Regions from separate parts of the Homo sapiens genome. Here region 1 is linked to region 2. Evidence: chromatin loops called from intact Hi-C (ENCODE). Cell type or tissue: heart right ventricle. All regions are shown on one strand.

What was found. Peaks named below come from ENCODE experiments on the same cell type or tissue, not always from the same donor. Only the 100,000 strongest peaks of a DNase experiment are listed, where the experiment ranks them.
Region 1: it touches region 2 in a loop (3-fold over the local background); 32 of 110 quality-filtered maps call a loop at or near these places.

The regions. Positions count from the first base shown.
Region 1 is chr18:13,556,822-13,559,321 of GRCh38, reverse strand. The region is part of intron 4 of LDLRAD4 (low density lipoprotein receptor class A domain containing 4); the gene reads right to left. Among named protein-coding and RNA genes, the nearest start is that of MIR4526, 53 kb to the left of the region's middle. RefSeq lists an enhancer at 801-900. In heart right ventricle, CTCF peaks have their summits at 877 and 1,079 (motif pointing left); a DNase peak (open chromatin) is centred at 1,011; H3K27ac peaks cover 967 bases.
Region 2 is chr18:13,800,007-13,802,506 of GRCh38, reverse strand. No RefSeq gene overlaps it. Among named protein-coding and RNA genes, the nearest start is that of MC5R, 23 kb to the left of the region's middle. In heart right ventricle, a CTCF peak has its summit at 1,352; a DNase peak (open chromatin) is centred at 1,346; H3K4me3 peaks cover 722 bases.

The DNA of each region.
Region 1 (2,500 bases), 240 kb after region 2:
TCTCATTTGTTTGTTTGTTGGTGAGGGGCTGAGTCACAGAAGCAGCTTCAGAAACCCCACAAGGAAGCAGCCATGCAGATGCTGTGCTGATCACCCACTAAAGTGTCCCTTTGTCACTAATCAGTCAAAAATTATTTATTGAGGAAAAATGAAAGTAGGGACTCCCTCTTTCCTTAAAGAGACAGTGACACCTTTACAGATACCAAAGATCAGTGGTGATCCATCGAGACTCCCTGCTTACTTTTATCTAATGCTGGTCTTGCAGCCAGTGGGGTACTACATTCTGGGGTGCTGCCGGTGGCACGTCTAGTGACAGTAACAGTACTTCAGTGCCTGCGAGTCGCATTAGCTGGGGAGCTGGTGTGCTTCCCACTTCTGTGATTGCCCTAGTGCACAGGGTGGCCCCCGATGACTTGCTCTTGTAGAGGGGCAGGGGGAGGGCTGGGTGGGAGAATTCAAGGTTATGTAATGCTTACTGTTGATCACCTATTAACAGAAAGCAATGGTGGCAGAGGTTCTCTTTGGGTGTTCATATTTTATATTTTTCTTACTGTTTTATATTTTTCATACTTTTTAAAATTTTTCTTAGTTACACTGGCTAATAGCAAAATTATTTTGCATTTCTGAGTAAACAGTAACTCCTATGGAAGATTACCCAGAAACACATGAAGTCCTCGTGGGACTCGTTCAGCTAGCTGATAAACATTTACGACTGAGCCATACATGTGCCGATCCTACTAGGAATAAAAATTTGCTACCCATATCCCAGCAAGTGCTGCCAATTCTTCGGGTTACAGCTACATAGATATAGCTCTTCCTCTATTACTGCTTTAATGCTTTATGAGTAAGCTGGGATGTCTGTAGCCAGGTGGGTCTAGAACAATGTTTTCCAGGAATGCTCTTCACCACGTGGCCTGGGCAACCTGCCCCTGCTGGCCAGAGAAGTCGGGTACGAATAGGGGAACTGAGGTAGGCAAGTGGTGCTTCTGCATGCCCCTGTGGCCTGGGCGGATCCCCAGGGATGTGTCTTCAGAACCCATCATGTCTTGTTTTCTTCTGCCAGAGTGACACCTACTGGGAACTATGGAGGAATGCAGCCCACTCCTCCGATACAGTCCCACTCAATATTCACCCTGGTCTATTTTTGCACAAGGGTAAGAATTTCAACCAGCTTGGATAAACACACAAGTTGTGTGACATGAAGATAAATTTGGCAATGGTTGCTTAGAAACTGACAACAGTGCAATCAATAGGCAGTTTCCCAGAGCGCCCTACTCCAACACCTTTTAAAGTGCCAATCAAAGTTTGCAAAACCATTCATTATATTTCAATATGTGGAATTTTTTTGTACCTTGAAAAAATGATTAGATTTTGTTCCTGTTTAACAACTTACTTCTAATTCAAATTCAAAGTGAAAATAATGAGATTGGGCATCAAGAATTTGGACATACTGGTGTCTGGTATCGAGGTTCTTCAGCTACTCAATGCACGTGATGATGGTGATGATCATGATGGTAACAACAGACAATAACACATATATTACAATGCCACATACTAAGTGTTTTACAATTCTTAGCTCACTTCTTAACAATTTCTCGTCTCCCTATAAAAAGCTTTGTCTAGGCCGGCTGTGGTGGCTCACGCCTGTAATCACAGTACTTTGGGAGGCCAAGGTAGGCAGATCATGAGGTCAGGAGATCGAGACCATTCTGGCTAACACGGTGAAACCCCATCTCTACTAAAAATATAAAAAATTAGCCGGGTGTGGTAGCGCATGCCTGTAGTCCCAGCTACTTGGGAGGCTGAGGCAGGAGAATGGCGTGAACCTGGGAGGCGGAGCTTGCAGTGAGCCAAGACCGCATCACTGCGCCCCAGCTTGGGCGAAAGAGCGAGACTCAATCTCAAAAAAAAAAGGCTTTGTCTAAAGAAACCATCCTTAGGCACTAGTGTTTGAGAAGGTCAAGTTTAGGTTAGGATCATGTTCAAAGTGAAGACAAAGTCTAGTTTTTTGCTTATTTTCTTTTGAGACAGGATCTCACTCTGTCACCCAGGCTGGAGCACAGTGTTGTGATCATAGCTCACTGTAAGCTTGAACTCCTGGGCTCAAGTGATCCTCCTGGCTCAGCCTCCTGGGCAGCTAGGACTATGGGCATGTGCCATGATGCCTGACTAATTTTTTTTTTTTAATTTTGTAAAGATAGGGTTTGCGGTGTTGGCTAGGCTGGTCTCAAACTCCTGGGCTCAAGTGATCCTCCTGCCTTGGCATCCCAAAGTGTTGGGATTACAGGTGTGTGCCACTGAGCCTGGCCGTGCTTATTATCTCCTTAAGCCAGATGAAAGTGCTGTAACGTCCAAGCTTGGTTTTCATCACCATGCATTGCTAATATCTATTAATCACCCTTTATAAAGCATTAATCACCCTTTAAAGGGTGGTTCTCTTTAGACGGGGGAAAAGAGCAACTTGACAGTGAGGAAACCTAATACACCTCAGTCAGGTGAT
Region 2 (2,500 bases):
TCCCCATTTTTAGATGGAGAAGCTGAGGTTTGGTGGGATTCAGTAATGCCCAAGGTCACATGGCTAGAAAGTGGTGGTCCCAGGATTCTACAAAACCCGCTCCAAAGCGGCATGTGAAAAAACAAGCAATTTTTAATAAAGAAAAATTCAAATGAGATGCACTGGGAATCTAAACTTTGGACCTAGCTTTTCTCCTTCAATTCTTTTCAGTTTCTGCTACTCTGAACAACCTATTTTTGTTTTATTTTATTTATTTATTTTTTTTATTTATTTATTTATTTATTTATTTATTTATTTATTTATTGAGACGGAGTTTCACTCTTTGTTGCCCAGGCTGGAGTGCAGTGGCGCAATCTCGGCTCACTGGAACCTCCGCCTCCCGGTTTCCAGCAATTCTCCTGCCTCAGCCTCCCAAGTAGCTGGGATAACAGGTGTGCACCACTACACCAGGCTAATTTTTTGTATTTTTAGTAGAGACGGGGTTTCACCATGTTGGTCAGGCTGGTCTCAAACTCCTGACCTCAGGTGATCTGCCCACCTTGGCCTCTCAAAAGGTTGGGATTACAGGCTTGAGCCACTGCGCTTGGCCTGAACAATCTCTTTTTAAATGGAATGTCACATATCTCGAAGAAGTTAAGGGCAGCAACCTCCATGTATATAAATAGTTCTTGTCTGGTGGATGGAAGTTAAAATGGCATGCCCTTCTCCAGTTGAACTTGTAAGTCTTCTGTGGAGTAAAAGACTATGGCTACATCAGTTCAATAATGTAGCATCTTGACATGAATTTCTATTTTCAGAAAATAGAGATTAAGGAGAGGCTATTTCCAGAGTGAATAAGAATGGAGTAATATTTAGAAAATGTTTCCTAATATTAAAACCTCCTCATCTTGGGAATAATTTCAGAATACCTGTTTCATAGACGTTCTACAAGAAGTCGCAGGTAGCCATGAGTTAAGACACTTTCTATAACTGCCTTTCTCCATGAATGTGTCGATTTCAGCGCTCACTGGGCTCCCGTGCACAGCTAGGGGCTGGGTTTCCCGAGGGGCGCAAACGTCAGGGAGACCTGCTTTGTCCTCAGGCCGTTTACAGCGAAACGAAGCAGAAAGAGAGAAGCCCAGAATGAAAATCACATAACCCAGAATGTAGCAAAAGAGAAGTAAGAATGACTACAGGATTCGGAGAGGGAAACCAGCCCACGTCTAACGTACTGGGCAAAATCTCAGCATAAGGCGGGGTTCTGCTCAAAAGGCGCAACTGAAGAGGCAGGGACTATCCAGAGCGGAGGCGGAGCGCGCTGAGGCCGCAGAAACCGGCCTCAGCGGGAAGCATTCCCGTCCCGACACCTGCGGGCCCGGGGGCGCTAGCGCTCCACCAGAACCAAGGCTGCACCAGCGCAGGGAGTGGCCACGGGCAGCACCCAGCCTCTCTCCGGCTGCCTCCGCATCGCCTGCCGGGGCCTCCAGCGGGGACCCAGCTGGAAGGGGCTCCAGGCGACGCCTCCCGGTATCTGAACTGGACAGAGCAGAGAGTACTGCATCTAGCCCAGCCGTGGCCCGCCCTGCATGGCCAGCGAAGGTGAAGGCTGCGCAAAAAACTGCACAAAACCAGGCAACACCAGAACCTGCCCCCAGAGAGGAGGTTTGCAGACTGAGTAGGAAATAGCTAGTTAAAGAAAATAGAAAGGTGACTCTCAGACTAAGTAAACAGCATGACTGAAGGCAGGGAAGTGCGAGGCTCCTGTTCCTAGATGGTGAGGAGTGACTTTAGGGAGGGAGAGCCCACCAATCCTTAGGAACCTGCAATCTGACCCACTGTGCACACAGGCAATCAGTACACAGGGCCAGGACTAGGGCCAGGCAAATGAGAAACTCACCCCAGGCACAAAATGTAAGAGAATGCCCAAAACCTCCATAATCGAGATAAATAATACTGTAATCCAATATTTTTTAAAAATCAAAATTAATGTAAAAAGTTCATGATGAACATAATATCAAAATTTGAAATGAAGACAGTATCAACATTACTGATTTTTCCTGTGTAATGTGCATGTTAGCATGGCAAAGTGACTGCAGTGCGGCGGGCCGACTGGGAGAGTTGCACCCAGAGTGGACACCAACTCTAAGCTGCTTTCATAGCGTACATCTGCACTGCCAGCAGAGTAGCTGGCAGCTGCATGTGGTCATTTAGCACCTGAAATGCAGCAATTGAGACGCTAAATTCTTAATTTTATTTCACCTTAATTAACTTAAATTTTAACATTGATACTCAATTCAGTGATTGGAAAACGTATGTATGGTTGGAACAACTTGAGTATGTGAATTCATTTTTTACAATTGTAGATGTTATGAAATCTAAATAAAGATCGAGCATTTTCTTTGAGAATTTAGCATTCAAATTGTATGTGCTGTAAAACACACACTGGATTTTAAAGCCTTGGAATGAATAAAAGAATGTGACATATCTCAATAATAATTCTTATATTGAATACATGTTAAAA